Regions from separate parts of the Homo sapiens genome. Here region 2 is linked to region 1. A link is a loop called in an ENCODE intact Hi-C map of the cell type or tissue named here. Cell type or tissue: MCF 10A. All regions are shown on one strand. Links, peaks and the distances in the headings refer to the core of each region. The heading gives the core; the rest is flanking DNA. Region 1 has its middle 240 kb from the start of LINC02227. Region 2 has its middle 160 kb from the start of CLINT1.

The links. Hi-C counts contacts between places; a loop is a spot of excess contacts. Peaks named below come from ENCODE experiments on the same cell type or tissue, not always from the same donor. Only the 100,000 strongest peaks of a DNase experiment are listed, where the experiment ranks them.
Region 2: it touches region 1 in a loop (10-fold over the local background); 4 of 110 quality-filtered maps call a loop at or near these places.

Annotation. Positions count from the first base shown.
Region 1 is chr5:158,166,690-158,181,990 of GRCh38, forward strand. No RefSeq gene overlaps it. Among named protein-coding and RNA genes, the nearest start is that of LINC02227, 240 kb to the right of the region's middle. In MCF 10A, for the core only: a CTCF peak has its summit at 8,446; a DNase peak (open chromatin) is centred at 8,422.
Region 2 is chr5:158,006,721-158,022,021 of GRCh38, forward strand. No RefSeq gene overlaps it. Among named protein-coding and RNA genes, the nearest start is that of CLINT1, 160 kb to the left of the region's middle. In MCF 10A, for the core only: a CTCF peak has its summit at 7,393 (motif pointing right); a DNase peak (open chromatin) is centred at 7,431.

The DNA.
Region 1 (15,301 bases), core at 3,934-11,933:
CACTGTGATTTCTCACTCTTGCCCGCTATGGCCTGAGTGTCTGTGTATGGGCTTCCCTGGGCTTTCTCAGAAATCCAAATGGCTGGCACAAAGATTCAGACCTTGGAAATTGAGTAGCTGAGAGTTGAGGTCTCGGCGGGTAAGATGCATGGTTCTCCATAGCTGGTGGAAAAAGCACAACCCTGTAAGAGTTCCAAGGTCACAGTTCAAGTCCTGTCTTGGTCTTTCACTGGCTGGCTGTGGATTCTTCCCCCCTACCCCACCCCACGCCACTTTTTTTGGGACAGGGTCTCCTCTGTTGCCCAAGCTGGAGTGCAGTGGTGCAACCTTGGCTCACTGCAGCCTTGAACTCCTGGGCTTAAGTGATCCTCCTACCTCAGCCTCCCGAGTAGCTGGGACTACAGGCACGTACAACCATGCCTGGCTAATTTTTAAAATTTTTTATAGAGACGGGGTCTTGCTATGTTGCCCAGGCTGGTCTTGAACTCTTGGCCTCAAGTGATCCTCCTGCCTTGGCTTCCCAAAGTGCTGGGATTACAGATGTGAACCACTCTGCCCGGCCTGGCTGTGGGTTCTTGATTTTCTTCATTTCTAAACTGAACATGGTAATTTCTCCCCAAACTATTTTGCAGAATTATTAGAGGTGATTCAAATCTCCATAAAAGTGTTTTGAAAACTGTAAAGTCTATACAGGCATAACACATTATTATGATTCAAGGTAGCAACAAAATGTCAAATTGGGAAGAGTAGTCCAGTATAGAGGTCAACTGGGCTGCCTCTTTGTCTTGATACAAGCTTACCTGCCTTTAAGCAATTTGGTAACATGAGTTGCAAATCGTACTCCAAAGCTCTCTAGGGGTGGTGGACACTCCACAGCTTCATTCACTTTTATAGTTGGGATGTCCTTATTCACACTTAACCTAAAATTTGCCTGTTGCAATGGGAGTGCTTATCTTTTTTTACTTTTGATACAGATGGAAAAAAGTGAGTCTAAATCGTCTGTAGTGGGATGTCCCTTTTTGTGCTTAAAGATCACTCTGAATGCCTCTCATTGACTTCTTTTCCTTAGAGCAGAGGCCCCTGCTCGAAGAAGTCACCTCACTTCCCAGTCTTCTCTCTTTTCCTTCAGTCATTTGAACTGTTCTTTGTGGATATTCATGGTCCAAGCCCTCATCTTCTGTCATAACCTACAGCCCAGGGATGAAGACACACCTGGCCCACTCATGGGAGAGAGGAGGTGTGGTTCCTGTGGTCAGCACTTGGTGATGGAGGAGGGACAGGCCATTTTGAGCAATTGTGTGGCTGGCTTTTGACTTTCTTAAGACCTAGTGGCAGTCCCTGGCCAGATTTAGCCTGGCCTTTGGCAATGGGAACCCTGTGGCAGGTGATACTTGCTGAGCAGATTAACTTTTCTAGTTTGATGCAGACAGACTCTGGGGCATGGCTCAGATAGGCCAAACTCAGAGCATGCTGACATCTGCATATAGAAGACATTTAATACATGATTCTGTAATTGCTTAGATAGCAGCCTAAGGTCAGCAAAAAGAATGCCAGAGAAACAGACAGAATTCCAGGGTGCTAGTTCTAGCCTTTGAAAAACAGTGTGACTAGAGCAACTTACTTGGCCTCTCTGAGCCTCAACTTCCTGATATGTAAAATGAGGACAATATCTGTTTTCTGTTTCACTGTATGACTTGCAAGGACTAGAAGAGTGCATGCTTATGAAAATGTAGAGGACAGTTTAATTTGCAAATTATATGAGGGCTTATTATTTGATGAACCATATCATTCAGTTTACTAAACAAACTTCTCTATTTTCTTGGGCAGCAAGGAAAGGAAGCATAAATTCTCAGAACTCTTAAGTGGCCAGAAATGTCATTGAGTCAGATTTCCCATTCAGCACCTGAAAAGACCACCAAGCAGAGATGTTGCCTTTCCATTGTGGAGACTCTGGAGCTTGGAGAAGTTTCCTTGTCTGGCTGGCCCTGGAAGGGTTGGGCTGGATGAGGTGTCTATCCCAGGTGGGGCTGAGCAATAATTTTTCAGCTAGCATTTTGAGTGTACGCCAGGCTGGTTAAGGGCCCACTGTCTTGAAAACTCTCTGAAGCTACAAAAATGGCTCTGACACTTAGTCTGTATTCAAGAACCTTCCAGAGTTGAACCATTTCTTCATTCAACAAGCATTTATTACGCTACTGTGTGCCAGGCACTGTGTGAACAATCAGGATGCCATGGTAAACAAGACAGATACTGTCTCTGCTCTCATGGAAGCTACGCTCTATTGGCTGTGGATGGGTTTTAGGGCAACCATGAATTCCTTGAAATTGGATATAAAATTGTATGTGTTTGTGCAGTTTTTTCTTGGGGAAAATGTTTGAACTTTTGATTGAGTTTTCAAAGGGGCCTAGGACCTCTCCAAAAAGGTTAAAAGCCATAGTCTGGTGGGAAAGACAAGCCATTCACATGAAACATTGACTACAAGGCAGAAAGTGACTTGTAGAATATACCGTGGGGATACCGAAGACGGAGGGATTCTTGTCAGCTGGACTGTTTGGGGAAGACTGCCTGGAGAAGGATGTGTTTGACCCGATCCTTAACAGATGAACGAATGCAGTCCAGCATCTGTTTATTGCATAACTCCTGGAGGAAACACTCATATCAAAGTCTGTGTGAATTGTGCCACTGGATCTGAGCAGTGCATAGCTTATACAGCCATACATGATGATCCTGAGGTGGTTGGGGGAGAGAAACTGTCTTTGTGTCAGTGAGTTATGGAATTTTTTTTTTTTTTGGACAGAGTCTCGCTCTGTCACCCAGGCTGGAGTGCAGTGGCACGATCTTGTCTCACTGCAACCTCCGCCTCCCTGGTTCAAGCAATTCTCCTGCCTCAGCCTCCCGAGCAGCTGGGACTCCAGGCACACGTGGCCACACCCGGCTTATTTTTTGTATTTTAGTAGAGATGGGGTTTCACTGTGTTGCCCAGGCTGGTCACAAACTCCTGAGCTCAGGCAATCTGTCTGCTTCGCCCTCCCAAAGTGCTAGGATTACAGGTGTGAGCCACCGTGCCCAGCTGAGTTATGGATTTCTTGAGCAAGTTATCCCTACTGCTCTTTATCCCATATCATGCCAATGGAATGGAAAGACCAACAGGAATAGTAAAGAAAAACTCAGTCACATTACTGCTTGTGGAGCAATCTCAGTGTGCATATAGGATCCATTTTCTTATTCTTCCATTTGATTCCTTGAAATCCTCATATGCCTTATTAAAGGAAGCCCAGACACTTCCACTACCCCTTAATTACCAAATACCCCAGGGCTTTGCTGAGCCCAAAGGGTGGTCAGTCTTTATTGGACACACACTGAGGAGCCTTGGACCGTGGCCAATCTTCCAGAGGTATAGTTTCTCACTGGCTCACAGTGCAACTGGTAAAGTTTAGTCCTGTACCATTCCTGGGTGAGGCTTCAGCTTAAGTCTTATCATGGTTGCACCAGGATCTTACTCCCTCTTGGCTCACCCTGACTTGTTCATCTGTCTTCTCAAGATGACGTTGTCAACAGCAGCACTGGCTGAGGCCTGGGTTCAAAGTCCACCCCTTCATCAGCCTACAATGTTTAGCCTTCTTCCTCGTCTCTGACTCCTTCCCCTGGGCTGGGGCTGCTTCTTTCTTCAACTCTTACAATGCAGACAGCTTTCTTATATTCCTATCTGAGAACAATTGAGTATTCTCACATCTCTGTTTTGAAGAAAGTTCCCTTTAGTGATTTAACTGTGCCACAGCTAGTAACTTCTCTCATTGAGGAGTAAAAGACTTAGCCCAAGCTCAGCCTCTCATAGGCAGTTCTTGGATAGGCTCCCTGTCTACACAAAGATTTCATACACAAGGCGGTATAATGGGAATATCATACTGCCTTGCCTATGAAGTAAGGCATAAGTTTGGATTTGGAAGGTGCATTAGACCTGTGACCCTGGGGTGTTTATTTAACCCTCTCTGAGCTTTAGTTTCCTTCTCTCTAATATCTTTGTGTATTATCAACCTCCTAGCGTTGTTATGCAGTATATATAAGATGATGCATATAAAGCTGTTGGCAATGTGCCTGGCCTAGAGGTAGCCTTCAATAAATGTGATCTAGAAACAGTAGTAGAAGAGGAAGAAGAAAAAAAAGAGGAAGAGGAAGGTGAAAATTGGACAGGTTGCTAGAATGGAGGAAGCTGTAGAGACCCAGGTGGACAGCTAGCACCCAAAATCACCCTGCTATTCCCCTGTTTTATGCACCAGCACCTTCCATTTCCTCCTTCGTTTAAAAGCAGAGGAAATTGCAGCCAAAGCTTTCCCCCAGCTCCAGGCACATGGATGCCAACCCCCTTCACTGGGAGCTTTTACGTCCCAGCTTTCTCAATAGGTGAAATTCCTTGGATGCCCTGAGCAAACTCTATCTAGCTATGAGGCCTCAGCTATCCCCAGCTTCCAAACACACCCCCTCATTCTCCTTTCTAGGTCCACCCAGGAGCCCCAGACAGCTTCCTTCTCAGCTTCTTATGGCTGGCCTTTCCCCTTTGTGCCTGGAGGCACTGGTGGCTCTGAGCCTTCTTTCCCTTAGCCCTGTTCTGCCAATGCTCTTTGAGGGGAAATAAGAGAACTCTTCCCAGTAAACTTGGGATCTCCAGTGGGGTGTTCTGGATCTGGCCAAGTGATGGCCTCAGGAATTTTGTAAGAGGCGGAGGCCTGTGTTCTGTGATCCAGCTGTTCCTGGTCCAGACAGTGACCCTCTGGGGTATGCTTTAATGAAACTTGGCATTTGAGCTCTTCTTGGCACCCACTGGGCAAGGAAAGAGTGATGTGCTGTGACTCTAATCTCCCAAGTAGAGCATAGAGGAACCCAGAATCCTCTCTGCTTCCTTAGCTGTAGGCAAGCTGGACTCAAGCAGGCACTATACCTACACCCTGTATCCAGTTCTGAGCAGGCATTGTTTGATGCCTCAGTTTCTCATCTGAGCAATGAGGAAATCAGTCCAGCTGTACCCCAAGATAATTAAAAAGTAGCTCCAGCATGTCTAGGGGTGGGGAAGATGACTACCACCCTTGTCCCTCACTGACACATCAATGTGAGCTCTACCACCTACTAGTTGCATTACTTTGAGCAAGTTACCGCTTTTCCAAATAGGTTTCCTCATCTGCAAAATGGCAACAGAATGGTTACTTTGATAAGATAACGCTTGCAAGCCCTTGATACTGTGCCTGGCATGTAGTAAGTGCTGTGTAGCATTTGTTACTGCTATTATTATTTGTTTGAATAGCTCTTTCAATTCCCCAAAGTTTTTTCACACCTCTTATTTAAAACTTCAAGCTTCATGGAACATCTCTGCAGGAAGGCCATCTCATTTAACGTTAAAGAAGTGGAGGCACAGAGAAGTAAGGTGACTTGACTGAGGTGACACAGGAATCCAGGGTCAAATCAGATCTTCTGACTCCTGAAGGTGTTCCCTCCTGGGATCAGGAGTTCCATCTGAGAGTAAATCCAGGGACTTCCTCATCTCCGGGTACAGCCTATATTCAAAGTTCACACAACAGGCTTTGCTCCTCCCTTCATATGTTGATTCCTTGAAGACTTGTGGCAAAATCTTATTCCTTCTTTAAGGTTCAAATATTATGGACTCTGTAAAGAAACTTCTCTTGATCCCCAGGTTGAACTAATCCTTCCTTCCTTGTACTTTGAACAAGTATCTGATTTGGCACTTATTACATAGCTAAATTGGAACTGACCATGAACTCTGTGAAGAACAATATATTTGTACTCCAACCTGTTCAGACTAGGTGCACCCTAATTGTCTGTTGAATTAATAATACCAATAATAGCACGAGTAACTATGATCTTGTTTAACTCTTACAAATATGAGAAAGGTACTGTTATTCTCCCTACTTTTCTGATGGGAATACTGAGGTTTAGAGGAGTTAAGTAACTTGTCTGAGGTCACACAGCTAGAAGGCAGTGGGACTGAGATTTGAACCTAGATATGATCATCTCTAGAGCTGAGTTCTTAACCAGTTCTCCCATTCTTCCATAGCCATTCACATGGAGCTTTTTCCTCCAGGTGATAAACACCTACCTCAAATGTTCCCTAGAAGCTGGTCTAGGTGAAACTGCCAAGACGGATGAGTAGAAGGGAGTTGGAGATTTCAAGCTGAGTTGGAGCAGAAGAACCTGAACCCATGTCTTTGCCTCTATATGGAGTTAAGAGGCAAATGTATTCAACGTTTCAAAGTATCTCTTCCTGAACAACCCCATGAGTCAGACACATACAAGTGTTGTGGCATGTTGGACAGCCTCTGAGAAATGGTACTTCTTTTCTTGTAGCTGACCTTTTCTGGGGCCTGTGAGCCAGCTGACCTTTGCATATCCCCTCACCTGCAATGGCTAAGGGATAACTCTTTAGTAACCACTCTTTGCCTGTCACTTGCATCAAGTAAATGGAAGTTGCCAAGGTTCAGCCGTGATCCAGAGCCTGAGTCTCACTAGCTGACATTAGGGTGAAAAGTGCATATGGAGAAATACCAGTAAGAACTTCAGTGGGACTGAAACTATGGATCATATGTAATGGGGAGTTGGGCCTTCTGGGTCATAACGGTGCAAAGAAGAGGCCTTTTCTGAAAGCCCTTGGAGCAGGTCACATATATATTCAGACATCCAGAACATCAGCATGTCCCTTAACCTAGTTTTCTCATTTAAGTTCAAGAAAGAAACCTGATTCCTGCTCAAGGCTCTTATTGCAAAATCTTAGAACTGGAAGGGACTTCGGAGATGACCTAACCCGACAAATATATAATATTCATCTTTCTACTGTCCAATCCTGTGCCCATAGCAATGGCAGCCATTGCTAATGGATGACAGTGTTCTCTCTGGAAAGGCCTAAATGCAGCCTCAGAACCCTTTAATGCCTAGTGATCCAAGCAACAGTGGAGTTGACCACCAACTCCAACCAGGACCTTCAACGTTTAGCTTCGCTCTCTTCACATGCTTCCTTCTTGGGTCTGTAGGATGAGGGACTTGGGGAATCTCGCATGGGCAATACAAGAATTTCTGTCTTCATTTGATGTTACCAGGAGCAACTGGAGATCTTGGGAAAAAGCAAATAGGTCAGGAGATATGAAGTTAGGGTCTAGTCTTGGTATTGCCACAAAGGAGCTGAGGGATCATAGGCAAGACACAAGCTCTCTGGACCTCAGTTTTCCTCATCTGTAAAATGAAGGGCTTGAGAGGACTACACAATGGCCCTGGGCCTTCTTTCAGAAGTGTGGCCTTGGGATGTTTTTGGTATGTTGAGATATATAGTGCTGATAGATGTTCCCTGCTCCTGAGAGGCAGGGTCTATGTTGTGCACATGCCCTACTCCAGCAAGGGCAAGCATGGGACCATCCCGCTGCCCCTCCATACTCCCATGCCTGTAGCAGACATTGACAGTCATTCACAGCACTCTTTTCTGCCCCATATGGATTTGATCTTAGAATCCTTCTCACTCTCTTTGGCAAGGGGTCTGAGCAGCCACCACCAACTGATCAGAGTTTGCAAGAGAAAAGAAAACCATCTGCCATCTGTTATGGGCTGAATTGTGTTCTTCCAGAAGTTGATGTTGAAGTCATAAACCCCCACTATCTCAGAATGCGGGCATATTTGGAGATAGGGTCTTTACAGAAGGAAAGACGAAACCGTGATAGAAAAAGGAAAGAGAAAGAAAGATTGCCACTTAACTCCAGATGGAGCCTAAGCCATCCTCTAGACTGCTTTGGGAAATTCTATTTTGTTTTGCTTTGGAAAAAATCACCTGAAGGCTGGGCGCGGTGGCTCACGCCTGTAATCCCAGCACTTTGGGAGGCTGAGGCGGGCGGATCACAAGGTCAGGAGATCGAGACCATCCTGGCTAACACGGTGAAACCCCATCTGTACTAAAAAAATACAAAAAACTTAGCCATGTGTGTGGCGGGTGCCTGTAGTCCCAGCTACTTGGGAGGCTGAGGCAGGAGAATGGCGTGAACCTGGGAGGCGGAGCTTGTGGTGAGCCGAGATGGTGCCACTGCACTCCAGCCTGGGCGACAAAGCGAGACTCCGTCTCAAAAAAAAAAAAAAAAAAAAAAAAAAGTCACCTTAAGTCCCAAGCATCAGACGCAGACTGTTGGCTCACCTAGAACGTTCTAGCTTTTTCTAGGAACTAAGGCCACAGATGGAAACAAAATCAGGCACTGGAGAAATAGGGGTGATTGGAAGACACTTAAATCTTCAACAAGGCTAAAGGGTTAAATCACATTTTTTCAGACCTGTTGGGGTTTGACTGGCTGAGACTTAAAAAGAGAAGCTGGGAACCAGGGAGCCTGCAGCTGGGAAAGTTTTTCTTCTCGCCTCTCAGCTAAGGGTCTGGCATTTCACCTGCTAGATGGCGCTGTCCTCTAAGGAAAGGCACCAGCTCAGCTTGAATGGGGGCTCAGTCAAGGAAACAGGGAACAACTAAAGTTGAAAAGAATTGATGGGCGGGAGTAGAGGGGATGGAGGCAGCCCTTTCCCCAGCAGCAACATCTCCTTCTGTGGTAGTGGCTCTTGTTCTCTTTATAGCTTTTATTTTGCAGTGTGGGAGTTTTGTATACTTCATCTGAAAAGTTACAGGGCCTTTGCTCTGAAGGAAAGTGAATAAGAAAATGAGCATGTGTGTGTGTGTGCGCACGTGTGTGTTTTGTGTATTATTGTCAGGAGGCAGGGATGGTCATGGAGGTCCCACCCCAAGGCTGCAACCTACAAATGACACGTCTCAGCCCTGGTCTTTGGCCTTGACTTACACCAGATCAGTGGGAAAAAGAAACAGTAAGTCCTTTCTCTATCCTGCCTGTAGAACCAGATGCCTGGGACTCTTGGTGGCTTTGCTCTGAAACCTTCTAGCTCAGCTCCATTTAGGGGCAAACTGCATGTAGGCACTGAGACCTCCGTTTCCGTGCAATTTTATTGTTAGACTGACAGGCTGGCTCCTGGTCTGCATGTGAAATCAGGGACACAGCCTGCAACTACTCCCACTCTATCAGCAGCCAGAAAGAAGGAAAACAAAGATAAGGGGAGGGGTGATGGGGGGATGGAAACCAGGAGGGGACCCATGAGGGAGGGGAGGGAGGAGCAGAGAGAGGAGACAAGGGACAAAGAACAGAGGTGAAAGATGAAGGGTGTGGGGAAGGGAGAGTGGGGCAAGGATGACCAGGTGTCCAGAAAGGAAGAAAAGGGCAATGGGGAGAGGCCACTGGGAAGCAGAGAGGCCGGCAGGCTGGCAGAAGTGGGAAGAAGACACAAGTGAAGGGAGGGGAGGGAGGCTTCCTTAAGCAAACAGGAAGACAGGAGGAAGGGAAGTCTAGTAATTAGGGAAAAGCTGACCAAAACCCAGAAAGGAGGAGAAGACTACTACAGTAAGGAAGCTGCAGAAAAGCCAGGCAGGAGATAGAGACAAGGAAGCTTTGAGGCAGGAGGCTCTGGAAACAAGGGAGGCAGAGAGCAGAGCTGAGCTAAGAAAGGAAAAAATCCAGGAGAGGGAACCAGGAAAACAACACAAATGAGAGTGAAGGAACAGGGAAAGAGCCATTAAAAGAATGCTTACCTTATAGTCGTAAAAACTGGAATGTGTGTGTTTTGGCCTGCGGCCATTGTCCAGGAAACACAGTGTGGCTTTTAAGCAAGTTGTGGAGTGGCGGCATCCACATGTTAGTAGCTCGCCCTGGTCTGCTGCTTTGCAATGCAGCTGTGCGGAGCTGCCCTCTTGTTGGCTGGCAGCCTGGTGCTGGGGACATCTGATGGGGTCTGCTGTTTGGACAGAGGGGCATGCCTGCTCCATTTATGGTGCTCCAAGTTCAGGCATCAACATCTTTTCCAGGACAAGAGTTGAGATGTGGTCCCTTTGAGGATGTTTCTCGGAGGGACTGTGGTTGAGGTTCTCAGAGGGCAGAGGGGGAGACATGGTTAAAGGCCATAGAGGGTGGAGATTTAGGGAACGGCCTCTGGAGTCTGATGGCCACCATTCAGTTCCTCGTTTTATCAATTCACTGCATAAACTAGCTCATGTCACTTCATCTCTCTAGACCTCTCTGGGCCTCAGCAACTCATCTGTAAAATGGGGTCGCAATCATACCTGTCTCATAGGGTTCTGTCTGGTAAGGCTTAACTGAGATGATCATGTGTCTATCAGAGTGGCTAGCTCATATTAATGCTCACTCAATGTTAGTATGCTTATTGCTGTTAGTGTGATGTTAGCATATTAAATGTTAGTAGGATTCTGTGTATGATCATTAAGGACTATATAACTGTATGGGTGTCTGTGTGTGTGTTCTGGGGGACTGGTCCTTAATGCAGACTAAGGGGCTTAGATTTGAGGATATTTTATCATGAGAATTATCTGTGCAAAGCATTGTTTGGGAAAATAAATCCAGTGGTGACACATGGGCTTCTCTGGGGAGCAGGGAGACCATTTTGGTGACCAGAGCATGCATGAGAGAATGGGGTCCTGAACTAGGGGACATGGGTGCTAAAAAAGATTTAAAGGGCATTTTGAGAGACACCCCAAATCCAAAGAACTTTATGATTGGATGGGTAGGTGGTAGGAGAGGGAAATTTGACTCCAAGGTTTTGAGACCAAGAACAGGAGTAAGAGGGAGCTCTCAAGCTAAGAATGATTTTTACACTTTCAAAGGATTGAAATAAGCCAAAAACAGAAACAAAGGTATATGGCAGAACTGGTATGTGGTCTGCAAAACCTAAACTATTTACTATTCAGCCATTTACCAAGTTACCTCACCCCTGGTCTGGCCCAGGGACTCAAAAGACTCTGCCCCAGAAACAGAGAAGTCTGGAGGGATTTTTGACAGAGTGTCCCCCAGAAAATCAGAGTGATGGGACTAGCGCTGGAGCAGGATTGTACGAAGAATACATCAGTTTAAGAGTCACCTATTCATCCAACAAATAGTTTTTCAGTGTGAGCTGGGGAGATAGATCCGCTGTGACTTCTGGCTACTTGTGATGCCGGCCAAGTTATCAACCTCTGTAGGTCTTGGTTTCCCCACTTGTAAAATCAAGATAATAACAATGCTTACCTCCTGGATTTTTTTTTTCCTGTGGGGGGAGGAGGACTAAGTGCAATATGACATGTAAAGCATTTAAACAGTGGCTGTCACACACCTGCAATAAACATGAGCTTTTACTATTATGGAGGACCTAGAAGCCCAGAACTAGAAATAAACATGGGCATTTGCAAACCTGCAGTAAAAGACGGATTTGTCCGGGAAATAACAGTAAGCAAATATCAGTTGCCATTATCATCATCATCAATAGGATTACTCCTTTGCTGTTGTTAGAACTTCGGAGACTTGTCTTGGGATCCCACTGCCCTCATCTGTAAAGCACTTGCTTTATTTAGATTCCTTCCAACTCTGTCTTTTAATATTTTTAAATCAATGTCCTTCTTCTTCTGCATTTGCCTTCCTCCCTTCTCTCTCTGCAGTTACAGGCAGGCTTAATTCTCTTTGCCATTTCTGACAGCCGAGTCATCTCACCTCCATCCTCTTAAAAAACCCCAATCTTGTAAGGACTGTGTCTATTTTTCCCCCTCCCCATTCCTGGTGCCTTCGATGCCTTTTGCAGCCCCTCCTCTTCTGGGCCACACTTCCCAACAAAAGGGTGGTTCATTTTTCATGCAATATTAGCCAATGTCACCCTCCCAGGCGTTTGTCCTTATTTCTCTGAGTGTCGGAAGTTCTCCTTCTTCCCACTAGGACTTTCTGAGAGTGTGGAGTGGGTCCCAGAATTTCTAATCCTCCTGCTGCAACTGAGCCCCTTCCCACACTCAGCTTAAGAAAAAAGAAAAAGAAAAAAAGAAAAGAAGAAAGGCCCACGCGGAGCGAGGCATGCAGGCCTGGCCCAGTGGCCAGGCTGTGTTGGTGCTGGCCGTGTACTGCACCCTGCCAGTCCTCGCAGCTTCCTTGAGGGGCCAGGGATGGGAGAGAGATTAGGGCCATCAAGATAAGGCAGAGCATATTCAAACTGGAAGCAAAAAAGGGCTGTTTTTCCAATAGTAAGTAATCAGGGAACAGGAGGATGTAATTTGCAGATTAGGAAAGTGAACAAAGAACATAAAATTAACTTTATGGCAAAGAGGAGCATGGTCTGTTTGAAGAAATAAACCTCCATAAAGTATTACTGTTGATAAAATCGGACTGTTGATTTAAACTAAATAGGAAATATGACCAAATCAGCGAGAAGAGCGGGACTCAGTGGAAGTTGAGGTTGAAACTTCAAGGAGGCATGGAAGGCTGGGATGGGCCTGGGAGAGCTGACCGCTTGGTGTGTGTGTGTGTGTGTGTGTACGTGTGGCCAAAGTGAGGACACCTGTGCCAGGGGCACAGCTAGGAGGGCTGTGCCTTACCAGGATGCCTAAACTGCCTTTGTGTAGGGATTGTCTTTCTTTTAAAAGTGGCCTTCAATTCTAAGAACTGGTAAAAGGCAAATATGCTATTGCACAGATGCAATCACCCTCTTGCTTTCTCCTCCTATTTTTACTTCTCAAATACTCACAAACGCACACCAGAAACACCAGTGACTCTCCCCTCAAACACCAGCACTGACCTGGGTTCCAAAGCAGAAGAGTCCCTGAGAGATGCCTTTGATGCCGAGGTGATTGGAGCCAGGCTTCTACCTGCTTTTATCACAGACAGGTTGACCGGATTAGGATAATACCTCCGCAGTGGGCAGTGAGCAATCCGGCTCTATGCTGTGAGAAATGCTTTATTACCTAAAGCAAAGCCTTCTTGGCCTCACATTGACCGGGATGTGAGACTTTTGTTGTTTCTGTTGTCTTTGACCTGCTGACGCCAGACTCTTCCCAAGGATTGAAGTTCAGAGAAGCATCCCTGCCTAGCAGTGTGCCTCAGAGTCTTTATTTACCACTCCAGGCATTCTCTCCTCTTTTTTCCATCTTGCTCTGGGCCCCTGGAAACTGCATCATGGGAATCCCTCACCTTCTGGCTTTCCCTAGGGTTCAGCTGATGGGAGGCACCAGTAAAAGACCATGGGCACAAGGAGAGGGAGAGGTCTGTGTATTCATTCCCTCCCTGCCAGGTTGTGGCCGGCAGTGGCTTTCTCTACCCAAATTCAGAGCTTCCTTTCAGCTATAGCTACAGCCCCAGCTACAGTGCTCTCTGGGGTTAGGGCCCCAGTTTTGTCACTTCAGGCATTGGGTAGTCATGGACCCACTGATGCTGCTGCACCTTGGATGCTTCACAATCCTTTATTGCTTCCTTTAAATGGGCCTTCGCATCTAAACACTTCCTTTGTTAAACTCTCCTCTAATGCCCCCATTTGAGTGTGTCTTCCTTGAAGAGTCCTGGTGGATGTAAGTGATGAGAGCTCCTATGTGGAAACCAGAAGGCCTGGGCTGCAGCTGAAGACCTGTCACAAGTTCACCGTGTGGCCTTGGGCAAGTTGCTTCTCCTTTCTGGACTCAGTTTCTTTACCTGTGAAATGGAGGTGGTGATTAGGTGACTTTTCAGCTGAAACATGCAATGATTCTGTTTTCACTTGTGGCATAGTGAGCAGAGCTTTGAAAGAAAATAAACATGGATTTGAATCCTGGCTCTGACACTGACTAGGTATGTGACCTTCACCCAGGTACTTACCCTCTCTGAATCTTGGTTGGCATTATTAGTAAAACAGAGACAATAACCTGTTCCTTGCAAGTTTCAGAAGAGGATTGAATGAAATGACATGTGTGAAAGCAGCTAGAGCAGTTCCCATAAAACAGGCATCATCCAGTCCACTTGGGAGCCTTTCTCTTCTTTGCCGGCTGTCCTGGTGGGAACATGCCAGCATGAGGGACGAGAAGTTTGTTGGCTCCAGAGGTTCCCATTTGTCCCATCTCTAATACTGCTTATTTATTTTGCTGACAGCTCAGCCTGCAGACTCCTTTCCTTTATCCTTTCCAATCTGTTTGGTCCTTGCAGATTTCTCACTGGAGTCATTCCTTTAAAAGGAGAGTGGGATTGTGGTTCACCGAGGGAGAAAGCCAGAACATGGTGCTGCGTGGCTGGCCTCCTGTTCTGACCAGCACAGGGGTCTCTTTCAGCTCAGCTCCCTAGGACATTTGATACATTTCAGGGACCTTAACCTTTCTGCTTTAGGCAGATATCACTTTTATAACAGAGATGGGGCCCAGATTTTTCATGGTAATTACTTGGACCTAGATTTTAGGCCAAAAAGAACTCTCACCCAACTAGTCCTGCCCGGCCCCAAACTTGTCAGAAGTGATTGTGTACAGAGATTTTTTTTTTTTGAAGGATATAGAGAGGGGGCCAGGCATGGTGGCTCACGCCTGTAATCCCAGCATTTTGGGAGGCCGAGGCTGGCGGATCACTTGAAGTCAGGAGTTCAAGACCAGCCTGGCTAACAATGTGAAACCCCATTTCTACTAAAAATACAAAATTAGCCAGGTATGGTGGTAGGCACCTGTAATCCCAGCTACTCCCGAGGCTGAGGCTAGAGAATCCCTTGAACCCAGAAGGCGGAGCTTGCAATGAGCCCAGATCATGCCATTGTACTCCAGCCTGGGTGACAGAGAAAAACTCTATTTCAAAAAAATTTTTTTAACACTCTAAAAATATACTTTATATACTTTTTGTATATGAAGTGGGACTCTTGAAATTTTTGCTTAAAATTTCAAAATTTAAGTGTGTGACCTGCTGATAGGCCCAGGTGTGGACAAAGTCATGAGTGAAAGGAAGTTTATCAGTAATATTCTTCCATTCACACTCAGTGTCTTCTTCTTTCATTTCAGCATCTCAGTCTGCAGAGGCTCAACATCTGTAGCTGCCCATAGTTGGCTAGAGACCCCTTGCAGTGACTTTCAGGGTCAAAGTGGGGACCCACAATTCCGTCCCCATTGAATATAAACATATCTGCCTTATGTCTATCAGTACCCACTGAATACTCCAAAGTATATCCATCTTCTATCCATCTAGCCATCCTCCTATGCACAAAATGTTGTAGGCTTTCTATAGTAATTTCAGAAAAAGTATCAGTCACAACTCCAGGCTTAAAAAAAGTAAAGTGTATTTGCATACTCCAAACAAATAAAGATAAAATGTTCTCTCACAATATCAGGGCAAGCCAGGAACTAAGTGCCCAGTAGTGATAATAGGCATTGTTGAAGTTCACAGAAATCAGAAAGCACAATGTGGCAGATAACAAAGACTGATTTTAGAGAAGAAATGGAGAAATTTCTTCAGTCTCCTTTAAG
Region 2 (15,301 bases), core at 4,006-12,005, 160 kb before region 1:
CGTTGGAATTTTGATAGCAATTGTGTTGAATCTGTAGATTACTTTGGAAAGAATGGACATTTTAACAATATTAATGCTTCTAATCACAAAAGGTGATATATCTCTCAATTTATTTGTATTCTACAATTACTATGCCAAGAGTTGAAGGGTCAAAGGAAAAAGTGTGATATAGAAAGCTACTTCAGGAAGCTATCCAATAGAAAAACTTCTGTGTAATCATAGTATACACTTAAAAGATGTCCATCAAGACCTTTCATGTAATGGTAGAAAATTAGAACCCTTGGTATGCAACAAGATGAGAAAATTAGCATCCTAATGTCTTTTTGAAGGGGGATCATTAAATATGTTTGGTAGATTCATACAATGTGATAGTAGAATGTCATTAAAAGAAAAGAGGTAGATCTTCAAGAAGACCTTGAGAAAAAACATGCTCTAATGTGAAGAACACATGCTTCTGAACAATCTCTCTTTCATCGTTGTGTCTCAAGCTTCTGCTGAGATATTCATCTATCCAGTTTATCACTCTCCTTGTGATGACTTTTCCTGAGCTGTTTGTATTAATTTTGTCCCTAAAAGACGTTTTGTCAATAGTGCTGTTTGCTAAATATGTCCAGTTCTCACTCTTCTGGGTGCACGGTAGGATTTGGCCCTGTTATTATTACATGAAGCTAATACAGAAAGGCTGGGCTCCTGGCTAAACCCCACCCTCAAGCCTGGCACCTCAGCGCTAAGTGAAAACAGCTGACCCTGATACAGAGGGGCTGGGCTCCAGGCTAAACTCCACCTTCAAGCCTGGAACCTCAGCCCTAAGTGAAGACAGCTGACTCCATTTTTCCACCCAAATGATTGCCTGTTTGGTCTGCTACACCCCTATTCTGTGCACATAAAAAGACTTCAGCTGGCAGAGTAACAAAAAGAGGCTGATGCAAGTGATCAGGATACATGCTGCTGAGCATTGAAGACTATGGATAGACGTGGCTAACTTCAGACAGTGCAGCTTCAGGTAAAGATCACCTTCTTCCCACAGCATCTCCTTTCTAATTCCCCATCCCGCTGAGAATCACTTTTATTGCCCAGTAAAATCCTCCGCATACACTGCCCTTCAAAGAGTTCATGTGACCTGATTCTTCCTGGAAACCGAATAAGAACTCGGCTGTCAAAAAGGGCAGGTGCAGGAGGCTGTCACCCTGACCCTTCACTGAGCTGTTAACACTTAGCCATCCATGGACTAAACATTTAGTTGCTGGTGACACCCTCAAGAGCTCTTCCTCTCTGCAAAGTAAGTGGCAATGTTCAAGATGGCAGCTACTCCATCAGCTTGGGTCTCTGAGGGATTACAAGGAACAGAGTTCTACCACCCACTCATGATGTACATGTAACATGGGTATGAAATACGCTTTTGTTGTTTTAAGCCACTGAAATTTTGGTATTATATTGCAACATAACAGCCTATTCTGACTGACAATGTCTATGGTACATTCCATTATGATGTCCATTTATTCCTTTTTTTTTACGAAATCTTCCTCTATTGCCCAGCCTGGAGTACAGTGGTATGATCTTGGCTCACAGCAACCTCCACCTCCCGGGTTCAAGTGATTCTCTTGCCTCAGTCTCCCGAGTAGCTGGGATTACAGGCGCCCACCACCATGCCTGGCTAATTTTTGTATTTTTAGTAGAGGCGTCATTTCACCATGTTGGCCAGGCCAGTCTCAAACTCCTAACCTCAGGTGATCTGCCCACCTTGGCCTCTCAAAGTGTTGGGATTACAGGCATGAACCACCGCACCCGGGCCCATTTATTCCTTTTGCAAGGCCTGTTCAGATTTGCTGGCTCCCTTTATTGGTCTCTTAATTTCTATGTCTCTTTTGAAGGCATGAGAAAATTCATCTGTCCTTTCATACTACCCTTTATGCCTTCTATAGTCTATAGCTCACATGCATTGGTAGCATGCAAAATACTGCAAAACTACTGTCTCCCAGGATTCCAAGCATAAAGTAGGGCATAGATGTTATTTATTCCCAAATTCCCAGACTTATCTGGTGTGTATGTGTCTCTATAATTTCTTCACTTTTGGACTACAGTGGGAGGGACTGAATGCAGTGTTGCTTCCCAGAGATGGGGAATCTAAGGCCTATAAAATTCAAGTGCCTCCCCCAAGTTATACATCAATAAGTTATGGAACTGGGACTCAAACTCTTCGAAAGCTTCCATATTTCTTGCATCCCTTCAAACTCTTTGCCCTGCCCCAGCACAGAGAAGTTTTTCTCCTCTCTTTGTGTCAATGAAAAGGTAGCCAAGCAATACACCCCTCCCCAAACACTTGTTTATGTCAGGATCTTTGCTTTTGGAAGGTTAAAGCTGAACTTTATTTCTCATAGTGTTTCTTCTGTGACCATCCTTCCCTTCAAGAGTAAAGGTTAAGGTCTTGTTTGAACAGAAGAGTAAAAAAGGGGAAAACATCAACCTTCTGATACAGAGAAACAGAAATAAAATGAAACAGTCCACTGATTAATTCTTCAACATTTTATCTTGCCATAAAATGGACAAATAAAATGATTCGTCCTGCTTGGCTGGGTCTTGGCTCTCTTCCTATCTCATTGGTTGTTCCTTCTCAACCTCTTCCAGTCATTCCTCTCCACAACCTCTTCTTGGAGGGCCTCAGGCTATCTTTGGCTCTCTTATCAATCTCTACTTCTGCTCTAGGGATTCTTGTTCAATCTCATGGCCTTAAAGTACCTTCATATGCCATCAACTCCCAAGTTTATATCTCCTGCTCAGGACCTCACCTCTGAAGTCTTCTATTTGGCATCCTCATCTGGCTGTCTAATAGACCTCTCAAACCCAATGTGTACAAAACAAACTGTTGATCTTCCTCCCATAAACTTGCTACACTTACATATTCCCCAATGTTTCAGTTGCTTAGCTGTAAACATTGGTATCATTCTCGATTTCTTTCTTTATGCCATACCCTACATTCAAAACATCAACAAATCTTGATGACACTATCTTAAAAACCTATCCAGAATCTGACTACTTCTCACCCCTTCCACTTCAACCTCCCTGGTCCAAGCTGTTGTCATTTCTTGCTTACGTTATTGCAAAAATCTACCAATTGATCTCTCTGCTTCCAGTCTTGCTTACCCCGAAGAGCCTATTCTCAAACAGCAGCTAGAGTTGTCCTGTTGAAACATATAAGTTAGATTGTGTCACATTTCTGCTCAAAATTCCCCATTGATATCCCATCTGACTCAGTAGAAGCTCAAGTTTTTACAACAGCTTACACGGCCTTACCTAATCCACACTCCTGTTTCCTGGCTGACCTTCTTTCCTTCTCCTCTTCTGTTCTATCATTCTGCTGTAGACACACAAGCTTCCTCTCTGTTCCTCAAAATGCCAGTCACACCTGGAATGCTCTTCTCTCAGAAATCTGCAAGGCTTACTCCTTCTTTTCTGCTAAGTCTTTGCTGAAATGAGACCTACCTTGAACTTTCCACTTAAAATTGCAAACCCTTCCCGATTGCCTTCATTACTCCTATCTGTTATTTTCCATAGCACTCATCACCATCTAACATACCACATGATTCATTATTATATTTATTGTTTACTATTGGTCTCCCCAGAGTAGAATGTAAGCTCCATGAAAACAGATAATTTTGTCTTTTTTGTTCATTGTTGTTTCCATAGCACCTAGAATCCTGCCTACACATAGAAGATGGTCAATAATGATTGTAGGGTGATAAATGAATCAAAATTATCTAGGCTTGTTCTTCCCTGATACTTTTACTATTATTATTAAAATATTTTCCTTTTTTTTTTTTTTTTTAAATTGAGACAGAGTCTCACTCTGTCATCCAGGCTGGAATGCAGTAGTGTGATCTTGGCTCTCTGCCTCCCAGGTTCAAGTGAGTCTCCAGCCTCAGACTCTAGAGTAGCTGGAATTATAGGCATCTGCCACCACACCTGGCTGATTTTTGTATTTTTAGTAGAAATGGAGTTTTGCCATGTTGGCTAGGCTGGTCTCGAACTCCTGGCTTCAAGCGATCCACCCACTTCAGCCTCTCAAAGTGCTGGGATTACAGGCATGAGCCACTGCACCCGGCCAGCCTTCCTTCTTTTCTTAATGTTCTCCGCTGGGTTCATTCTATCTGAACTCTATTAGAACTGGTCTTCCATCCTTAGGAGACTTCTGTTTTCTCATATCCCAATGAGCTAGAGCTGTGCTTCTCAAACTTCAATGTACCCACATATTACCCGCATGTTTGTTAAAACGCAAATTCTGATTCGGTAGGTCTGGGTGAGGCCCGAAATTCTGCATTTCTAACAAGTGACACCATCACTGCTGCTCTGTGGGCCACACTTTGAGTAGCAAGGAGGAGTCTGTTTAAAATCTGTCTTAGCACTTTTCCTGCTGTTTTCTGGAAGCCTGGCTTGAATAGGGAGGGCTCTCGCCACCAGCCATATCCATTGCATTAAACGTTGGTATAATTCTCTATTGTCTTTTCCCTCCAATTTTATATTTGACTTATGTTTTTGGTTCTTCTCCCTGTTGCTTCTCTGGCTGTCAGGAGCTGGGGTTGTGCCACTGAAAAAGGGTTGCACGTGTAATTCATTATGATAATGAAATCTTTCATCATTGTGCAATTAAGAATGGGCATGTCTGGTTTTTACTCTGGGACAACAGCATGGAAGGAACTATTTAAATTAGTGAAAAAATATTAACAGTGAAAAATATAAGTAACACAGGGTTGCTGGTGAGCAAAATCCCATTGTGTGTGGCACATGTGTGTCTGTGCATGTTATGCCTGACAATGACAAATGTAGCAATTGTTCCCAGTGTTGATTTGCTGGCTGTCACCCATGCTGATTTCTGTCTGCTAGTGAGGTGGGTGTGGAAGGAGGAGTAATGAGAACCATTATGCTCTTCAAAGATCCCTTTCTCTATAGTGCTGAGAAAGGTCTTGGAGGCCTGGCAGGGATAGTAGATAAACATAGTAGCTAGGGACCTTGAGTTGATCATCAAAGCTCCCATTAGTGCAAGGGGTGGAACTTTCCTTAATAGAAATTACTGCAAATGGATATAGGAGTCATGGGGGTAATTGACTAACCAAGGCATAAGCATGTTTGCAGAAAGGAAAAGCCACAAAACAGTATGCCTTTGCCCATTAGCCCCAAAATAAAAGTGAGTGGCAATTGCTGGCAATCGATCTTGGACCAAGAGTAGAGCTCTTCAGGATGTCAAATTGCATGGAAATTATAACAAGGATGCTAATGTTTATTGAATCTGGTGGACTGTGTCGTTTATGAGTTGGGTGATTTTCCAAGAAATTGTAGTTTACTTATCTTCAGCTTTCTGTGGTTGAACCGTCTTGGTGATACACCTTGGGGGAAGCTGTCTTCTGGAGCTCCTTTGAGAATGCTCTGCTATTCTTTTTACTGCTGGATTTGAAACTTGACTCAGCTTGATGGCCTGGAATTTTACAACGTAAACAATAGTGCTACCCAGTCATGTCTCAACAGCCTTCTGATGGAGAAGTAGATGGAATGTTCTTTCAGGAAATCAACTTCATGAAGCTCAGCTCTATGCTCAAATGTGGTTCCCAGCCCCTTGGGTTGTGTCTGACTCTCAGTGGAGAGCCAGGTACTCTGATTCTTGTCTTCATTGGTTGAGGTGACTTTGATAAAGTTCTCTATCCTTGCTGAACCGGAGTCATGTCTCTCCTGAAGATGGGAAAACTATACTTAGTATGTTCCGCTAGCTTTGAGGATTAGGCATCATCATTTTTGGAAATCAGGGGCTTGGGGTTTGAACACAAAGCATTGATTTGGTATCGCCTCATGAAAACAACATATTTTGAACATCTAGACCTTTTTTGCCACCATTAAAAAATCCCATCCCTAGACCAACAACCCTGCATTAAGCAGCAGGCTTTGTGCACTGGACCCTGTACAGCTCAAGCTCTTTAAATATTTACAGTTGGAACCCAGATGTGGCAGGCCTCCTGGGGCTGGCTGGTGCTCAGACCGTTCCCTAAGGTCTTTGGGGCATGAACAAGAATGGAATTTTACTGAAGATTTCAAGAGAAAACAGGGAATATGGTTGGCATCATAGACCACACAATAGAAAGCTAATAAAGCTCTGTCCTCTGCCAGCCACCTGTCTCTTAATCCAAACAGCCTCTCAGGACTCTCCTGTCCAGGCTATTCAGCTTGTGTCTGTAACTTATATGCCCCATTCAGCTAAACCAAGCCCTGGAATTAGTCTTAGAGTGATCATCAAATGCCTCTTGGAAATCTCCTCCCCATCGAAGCTTCTGATTTATTCACCAAGTTAACTTTATTGAGGGTGGGTGAGTTCACCTACTAAGTAAAGATTTCCTCTATGTTGTTATATACCCTGTCCATTTCTATAGAGGACTGTGAACCTTTTTAAGCACTCCAGGTCTACGTGAAAACAAAACTGAATTGCATAGCCTAATACAAGGCATCCTTCATTTCGTTACTGATCATCCTGTTGCCTTCTGGTCTCTCCCTCAAGAGAGTCCTTCAGTCACCCCCTGAAGTAGGGAAAAATGGTTTTGTGTTCACCTCACCTTTCTTTAACCTGTCGGTAGCCCCCTTCCTGTTCCCCTGTTGAGCCACAACAGCTAGCCTTGTTCTTCCTGGAAGAAGTCACTCAGATTCTCTCCCTCTCCAGGATTTCTTCACCCCCACCCCCAGCCTTGCTGTGACACTTGAAAGGTGATAATGAATGACAATGATGTAATGTGTCACTGCTGCAAGGCTATTTGCATTCAAATAAGGACTCTGGCAGTTGCATGATCTGAACCCAAAAGAGTGACTCCTTCTTAGGGATAATTGCAGTCTTTGGGGCAGGCCAACGAAGCCAGGGTTTGGCCTAACTAACATTGTCTATGGATGCCCTTGCACCTCGGTGAGGGCTAGATGCACTGCGTGAGATGGGTGGATGAGGGAGAAGTGAAAAAACACATTTGACATTACAATATGATTCTATGTTAAATGGCTTGTATGAACTGCTCTGCAATCACAGGGTACAAATATCATCACATCTCTTTGACTACCGTGTCCGCTGCTATATCCTTAATGTTTTAAATAGTGCCTGGCACATAGTGAATGCTCAATAATTATTTGGGAATTGGATGCATGGATGGATAGATAGATGATTTAGTTTTCCAACAGATTGCTTAATCTCTTCCTCACAAACGGACTCCAAATATAGTTCTCTTGAGACTTCCAGTCCTGAAAATGTCTATGAATTCCAGGATATTTTCTTAATCTCAAAAGAACTGGTTGGGGCAGCCAGTCTTCTTTTGATACCAGGGGAATCTGGGGAGAAATCCCTATGCTGTCTCGGCTGTTTCTTTCTTGCTGCCAGAGGGTGTCGCTGGTGAAGCTGAATTCTGCACGGTCCCATAGGCTCGTTCATCTGAGAGGAGCCTTCAGTGGTTCTCCAGGGAGGACATTCCACTTCTTGTGGGCTAGACTGGGCCATGCGTACTGAGAGCTCTGGCTGCCAAGACATCAGATTTGATCCTCTCCTTGAGTTCAGGTGCACAGCCACATCCCAGGGCACAGGCCAACCCTAGGAGGCTGGTGCAAGACTAGTCTTAGCTTCCTGCACTCACAAACCCAGAATGCTTGACCCTCTTTCTGGAGATCATTCTCCCAAGGAAGCCTATTTCAGGGGTTCAAGGAGCATTTTCAACCCCTCCCCTTGGCGTGACATGGCTAGAAACTTCTTTTACTAAATAGAATCAGTAGTGGTAACAGTAGTAGTGGTAGTGATGCCAATTATGTTATGTGAGGCACCATACAAGAATGTAATCCTTACAATGATCCCATGATATAGATATTCTCATTATCCCCACTATAGAGATGAAGAAATCTGAGCACAAAGAAGTTATTTGCCCAGGGTTTCCACTGTACTAAAGAATGTCATAAAGATTAAGATACAGGCTGCATACTTTCAGAGTGTGTGCACCTAAATACTCCATAATGATTTTCACAGCAAGCCTATGAGATAGTATTAATGGTTCCATTTAACAGATGAGGAAACTGAGGCTTAGACACTCTCAGATGATTTGAAGCACTGTAGAAAACAGGATTCTGCTCTTGGACAACATAGAAGGATCATGTGGTTTATTCATACCTTTGGTAGCAAGGTACCCAGAGGCTATGGCCCTGAGATTCCTGCCCTTAGATGTGTCCCCGGTGTTTATTAATTGATCTTACAATAATGCATGGATGCAGATGCCCCCATTTGAGACCCTTCCTCTGAACCTTGCCTTAGAAGTATCACTAGGTAGAAAAGATCCCACTAAAACCCCCATAAAACAATAACAAAAACATCTGTCCAACCCTACTAAGGTCAGACATGAATATATCAGACCTTACAACACCTTGAGAGAAAAGGCTGTACCAAGATTTGAGGTCCAGCCTGTACCTTAATTCGAAATTGAATTTTCCCTCCTATACCTATAATTTTAATTTAATTTAAAACTGAGCTAAGTCTTTGGGGGCAAAGTGAGACAATTTCTTTCTCTGAAAGAGAAAAGGCATTTAGGAGAAAAGCTTTTTTTTTTTTAATTAAAATTTAAACTTTAGATTCAGGGGGTATATACACAGGTTCATTATAGGGGTAGATTGCATAATGCTGAGGTTTGGACTTCTATTGATCCCATCACCCAGATAGTGAACAGAGCACCCAATAGGAAGTTTTTCAGCCCTTGCCCCTCTCCCTCCCTCCCTCCTTTTGGAGTCCCCATTGTCTGTTGTTCCCATCTTTGTTTGCATGTACTCAAGGTTTAGCTCCCACTTATAAGTGAGAACATGTGATATTTGACTTTTGTTTCTGCATTAATTCACTTGGAATAATGGCCTCCAGCTGCACCCATGTTACTGTGAAGGACATGATTTTGTTCTTTTTTATGGCCAAGTAGTATTCTGTGGTGTATATGTACTACTTTATCCAATCCACCATTGATAGACACCCAGGTTGGCTTCGTGTCTTTGCTATTGTAGATAGTGCTGCTATGAACATATGAATGCATGTGTCTTTTTCTTTGTTTTGTTTGCAGAAAGGATCTTGTTTTGTCACCCAGACTGGAGTGCAATGGTGAGATCATAACTTGCTGCAGACTTGATCTCTTGGGCTCAAGTGATCCCCCTGCTTCAGCCTCCCTAGTAGCTGGGACTACAGGCATGTACCACCACGCCTGACTATTTCTTTAATTTTTATTTTTAGTAGAGATGAGGTCTCACTAAGTTGCCCAGGCTGGTCTTGAACTCCTGAACTCAAGTGATCCTCTTGCCTAGGCATCCCAAAGCATTGGGATTATAAGCATGAGCCACTACGCCCAGCCTCGTGTCTTTTTGGTAGAACAATTTATTTTTCTTTGGGTATATACCCACTGATGGGGTTGCTGGGTTGAATGGTTATTCTATTTTTAGTTCTTTGAGAAATAGGAGAAAAGTCTTGGAGGGCACCTTCAAAGCTTTGCTTCTAAAGGGCCCATGAGCTAATCCTAAACAGCAAAAGTGTGTGTGGCACTTCTCAGCCTTTATAAAAATAAGATCCCTCTTTGGGAAGCATAAGAAAAAATCCTACCACCAGTTCTCACCCAGTGATGCTGTATGCTGGGAATCTTATCCCTTTTAAGAGGAGATTCATTTTTTCTGCATCTTCGGAAACCAAGAAGATTGAGTTAAGTTTTACTGTCAGAAATTTATCTTGGCAAAGCAGATTTGCTTTCATTTTCTAAATAAAGTGTATTAACCAGTCAGAGAGATTAATTTAATGCTAGTGATTAAACTTGGATTTTTTTTTAAAGAAGAACCCCTGTAAGATTGTAAAGAATAACATAGAGTTTTGCTTAATGCTTGGCACATTGTAAGCATTTGATAAGTATTAGGTGGTACTATTCTTGTTATTGCTGCTATTATCATTATTAGCAGTGGAGGTTCTTGGCTGGCAATCCAATCCTAGCTGCAGATCTGTACTGTGAAAAAGAAATGGAGTTTAGTAATAATGCATATAAAGTGCTTTGTATAGTCTCTGGCACAAGGTAAGCATTTAGTAAACTCAAAGCAAATTTCTAAAGTGTAAATTTATTAGGGTAGGTTAAGTTGCTGTAAAAGAGACCCAAACTTAGTGACTCAAATAAAAGTAAATTTATTTCTCACTTACATTACAAGACCACATTGATATAGTTTGGATGTTTTGTCCCTTCCAAATCTTACATGAAATGTGATCTCCAATGTTGGAGGTAGGGCCTGGTGGGAGGTGTTTGAGTCATGGAGTGGATCCCTCATAATTGGTTTGGTGCCATCTCCAAGGTAATAAGTGAGTTCTCGCTCTGAATTCACACTAGATTTTGTTGTTTAAAGAGCCTGACACCTCCTGTCTGCTCACGCTCTCTCTCTCTCTCACTCTCTCGTGTGCGTGCTCTCTCCCTCCATCCCTCGCTATGTGATACACCTGTTCCGCCTTTGCCTTCCACCATGATTAGAAGCTTCCTGAAGTCTCACCAGGAGCAGATGCTGGAGCCATGCTTGTACAGCCTGCAGAACCAGGCTTTTCTTTATAAATTGCTTAGTCTCAGGTATTCCTTTATAGCGATGCAAAATGGACTAACCTCTTTTCTTTATAAATTGCTTAGTCTCAGGTATTCCTTTATAGTGATGCAAAATGGACTAACATACATGTGAATGTTCCAAGTGTTAGAGGAAACTTTTCAGACAATTTGGTTGTGAGCATGTACTAAAGTTTTATTATGATCATGTGTAGAAGGGAAATGGACCTGAGAAGTCCACCTCCGCAATTCACTTTTGGCAGGGACATTTTATAGGAAAAGAGGATGGTTAGATAATCATTGTTAGACTAGACACAGAAAGAAAAGAAAGTCTGGTTAAAGGTCACTAGGCTCTTGATTGACAGTTGGCCACTGAGTGTGTGGGTAATTGGGCATGTAGGTAATTGGTTTTCCAGAGCAAACCTTAATCCTATTAAAGTTCACAGAAAATTGCTTAAGCATTTTATCAGGAATGTTAACGTCTTAGAAGGTTGTGAAGCAAAAAGATTTTTCTCTCCCAGGTCAAATTTGCAACAATTTTTATTATGTTTTATTATGTTGCAAACCTGACCTGCCCTGGATCACTCTGCCCCATTCAGTAATTCAGGACCCTGGTTGATGGCAGTGCTGCCATTTTAAGTATTGGCTTTAACATCCTTCTCATCACTGTCAGCAGCCCGTGAGAAGGGGAAAAAGAACAGATCCAGCAACAGAGATTTCTTCTTAAGCAAGTGAGCCAGAAGTTATACTTCTATTCGTACATCACGGAGAGCTTAGTTATGTGGCCAAGAAGGTGCACAGAGGGATGAGAAATGCAATTCCTGACTGGTCACCCAAGTTCTAGCTGCAGAGCTTTTACTATATGTGAGAAATGGAGTTGGAAACAGCCAGTGGTCTCTGCCATAGCAAGGGTGTGTGCAGCCTTTTTGTTCCCGATGCCCTCCTGTAGCAGGAATTGGCAAACTGGCCTGCAGGCCAAATCGTATTCACAACCTGTTTTGTAAATAAAGTTTCATTAAAACCCAGACATGCTTATTCATATATTCTCGGTAGCTGATTTCATGCTACAATGACAGAATTGAGTAGCTGAGATAGAGAGCCCATGGCCTGCAAAGCCTGAAATATTTACTATTTGGTCCTTCGTAGAAAAAGTTCACCAACCCCTGTTCTAGAGAGGGTTCTGAACTGCCCACAAAAGTAGAATTGCTGGGTCAAAGGGTATGTGCATTTATAATTTTAGTAGATAGTGTCCTTCATACTTGCACCAGTAGTGTGTAAGATTGCCTGTTCTCCAGCATCTTCAACAACACAGAGAGTGGGCCAGGTGTGGTGGCTCACGCCTGTAATCCCAGCACTTTGGGAGGCTGAGGCAGGAGGATTGTTTGAGGCCAGGAGTTTGAAACCAGCTTGAGCAACATAGTGAGATCCCCCTCTATGAAAAATTGAAAAAATTTAGCTGGGTGTGGTGGTACGCTCCTGTACTCCTAGCTATATAGGAAGCTGAGGCTGGAGGATCACTTGAGCCCAGGAGTTTGAGGCTGCAGTGAGCCATGATTGTGCCACTGCACTCCAGTCTGGACAAGAGAGCAATACCCCTATCTCTAAAAACAAACAAGCAAGCAAACAACAGTGATTCTAAACTTTTCCATGTGGTCAATTTGATAGATGAAAAATGGAACTTCATTATAGTTTTAATTGTACTTATCATTAGTAAGGTTAAGCATTTCATATTATGACTGAAACTAATCATGCTTTAAGAGCATTTTTACTTTTTTTCTGTGGATTGTCTGCTTGTATCCTTTGCACATTTATTAGCAAATATTAAGTTGTTGATTTTGCATAAAATTTCTAGTTCTTTATGTGCTAGGGAATTAAGCCACTGTGATATTAATTGCACAAAACTACGTCTTTTTTTGGCCATGTATTCTTTTGACTTATGGAGGTTTTTGGTGTGCAAAAATGTTTTATTTTTGTGCAGTCAAACTTAAGTCTTTTCTTCCCTGACTTCTGATTTACATGTCATGCTTAGAGGGCCTTCCTCATTCCAAGATCATACAAACATTTCTTCTATTTTTTCTAATAATTTTGTGGTTTTCATTTTTTACATTTAAATATTTACTCCATCTGTAATTTATTTTGTTTTAAGTTTAGAGGAATGGATTCAATTTTTTTTCTCCATATGGCTACCCATTGTGTGAATGCATTTCTTTAATAACATATTAAATTTTGGTATGCTTTGGGGGTCTATTACTGGATTATTCCATTGACATTTCTATTTATGGGGCAGTATTATGTTGCTTTAATTAATGTAGCTTTATATTATATTTTAATATTTGGCAAGGCTAATTTTCCCTCATTGTTTTTTTTAAGTATAATTTTTCTGGCTAGTTTTACTTACTTATTTTTCCATAAGAAAATAGCTAAAAAATACTGCTGATAATTTTTATTTGGAGTGCATTAAATTTATATATTAACTTGGCGGAATGTTTGTGATGTTGATGTTGAGTTCTTAAGCATGGATGGAATCTACCTTTCCATTTGAAGAGCTTATTTTGTTTTAAAATTACCTTTTTAGTTGTTGACTGCATTTCTCTGACTGTGAGAAATTTCTGAGGCTGGACCACCTAATTAATTTCTTTCTTTTTTTTTTTTTTTTTGAGATGGAGTCTCGCTCTGTCACCCAGGCTGGAGTGCAGTGGTGCTATCTCAGCTCACTGCAAGCTCTGCCTCCCGGGTTCACACCATTCTCCTGCCTCAGCCTCTCGAGTAGCTGGGATTACAGGCGCCTGCCACCACGCCCGGCTAATTTTTTGTATTTTTAGTAGAGATGGGGTTTCACCGTGTTAGCCAGGATGGTCTCGATCTCCTGATCTCGTGATCTGCCTGCCTCGGCCTCCCAAAGTGCTGGGATTACAGGCGTGAGCCACCGCGCCCAGCATTTATTTATTTATTTATTTATTTTATTTATTTTTTTTGAGATGGATTTTTGCTCTTGTCACCCAAGTTGGAGTGCAGTGGTGCAATCTTGGTTCACTGCAACTTCCACCTCTTGGGTTCAAGCGATTCTCCTGCCTCAGCCTCCGAGGTAGCTGGGATTACACGCATGCACCACCACTTCTGGCTAATTCTGTATTTTTAGTAGAGGTGGAGTTTCATCATGTTGGCCAGGCTGGTCTTGAACTCTTGACCTCAAGTGATCAGCTCACCTCAGCCTCCCAAAGTGTTGTGATTGCAGGTGTGAGCCACCGTGCCTGGCCAATTCATTTCTTAAGCTGTTTTAAGAAAGTTACTGTTAAGTTACTGTTTTAATTGCTGAGATGTGACCTAGTCCACAAGTTCAGAAAATCTGGGAGCTAACCACTTGCTTGTCCAATTTGATCACTAGAGCAAACACATCTTATGGTAGGAAATGATAAATGTGTGGATTTTTACTGCCTTGCTATCTGTGTGTTTTCAGGTGATTGCATCACAGAACAGGGGCCAGGGAAGCATGACACAGTGGGAGGAGAATGAGATCTGGAGCACAGATCTGGAAAAAGTATTGGTTCAATCTCTGAACTATGGAAAATTCTTTCCATAGGTTGAGTTTTCAGGAAGCACCCTGTGAGCTGGATTTGTAAATCTCCGAGGCACAGGCAGTAGTGTGAAGTGAGCCGAGGAAGGGAGGAGGGCCGTTACAGCAAGTGCCATGGAACAGCTTATTTCTGTGAGAAAGTGGCTCAGTTGCTCTCTGGATCTCTGGGAGAAAGTGCAGAACGAGCCTCATAGTTGCCCCCCCTAAGGGCCAAAGCCTCTGGAGTATTTACCAACTCCCATTTGTCATTGAGGACTGCACCTGGTGCCATCAACCCCCAGGAACCTCTAGCTTGCCTTGAGCATGAGTGCAGCTATGATTGGCAAAAGCCTCAGGCAGAGAGTTGAAGACTCTCCCAGTTGGAAGTCATCATCTGCATGGAACAGTGAAGAAGAGGCTGTCTTAAAAGAAATGTAAATTTCTGCATCCTAAGCCACCAGCTACCAGTCTCTGCTGGAGGAGGATTAAGACAGTTAATTTTTGGTTATTTTATACAGTCTACACTGCTTTCTTAGGAAGTTCTGCCTTCACACTCACCTGAGTGGGTATGTCTATGTTCCACGCCTTAAAACTCTGTCTTCCGATTTTTTTTTTTTTTTTTTTTTTTTTTTTTTTTTTTTAAGACAGGGTCTCACTCCACCTAGGCTGCAGTGCAGCGGCGTAATCACGGGTCACTGCAGCCACAACTTCCCCAGGCTCAGGCTATCCTGCTGCCTCAGCCTCTTGAGTAGCTGGAACTACAGGCGTGTGCCACCATGTCTGGCTAGTTTTTGTATTTTTTGTAGAGATGGGGGTCTCGCCATGTTGCCTAGGCTGGTCTCGAATTCCTGGGCTCAAGCAGCCTACAGCCTCCCAAAGTGCTGGGATTACAGGCATGAAGTATCATACCCAGCCTTCTCTTCCCATTCTTATTCCCACCACATTGATTCTGTACTTGTCTCAAAGTTGGCATTGTCTATGGGCTTGTCAATAACCCACGACTTGTTACTAGAATTTGTCTCAATTCAAACAAGCAGGGCAGGCCAGGTTCCTTTTTTGCGATATGGAACTGAAAAATAAGGATCCCATTACCAGTTAGCTGTAGGAGCTAGAATTAAAATGTTAACATATGAAGAGAGGAACACATGAATGATGCAGA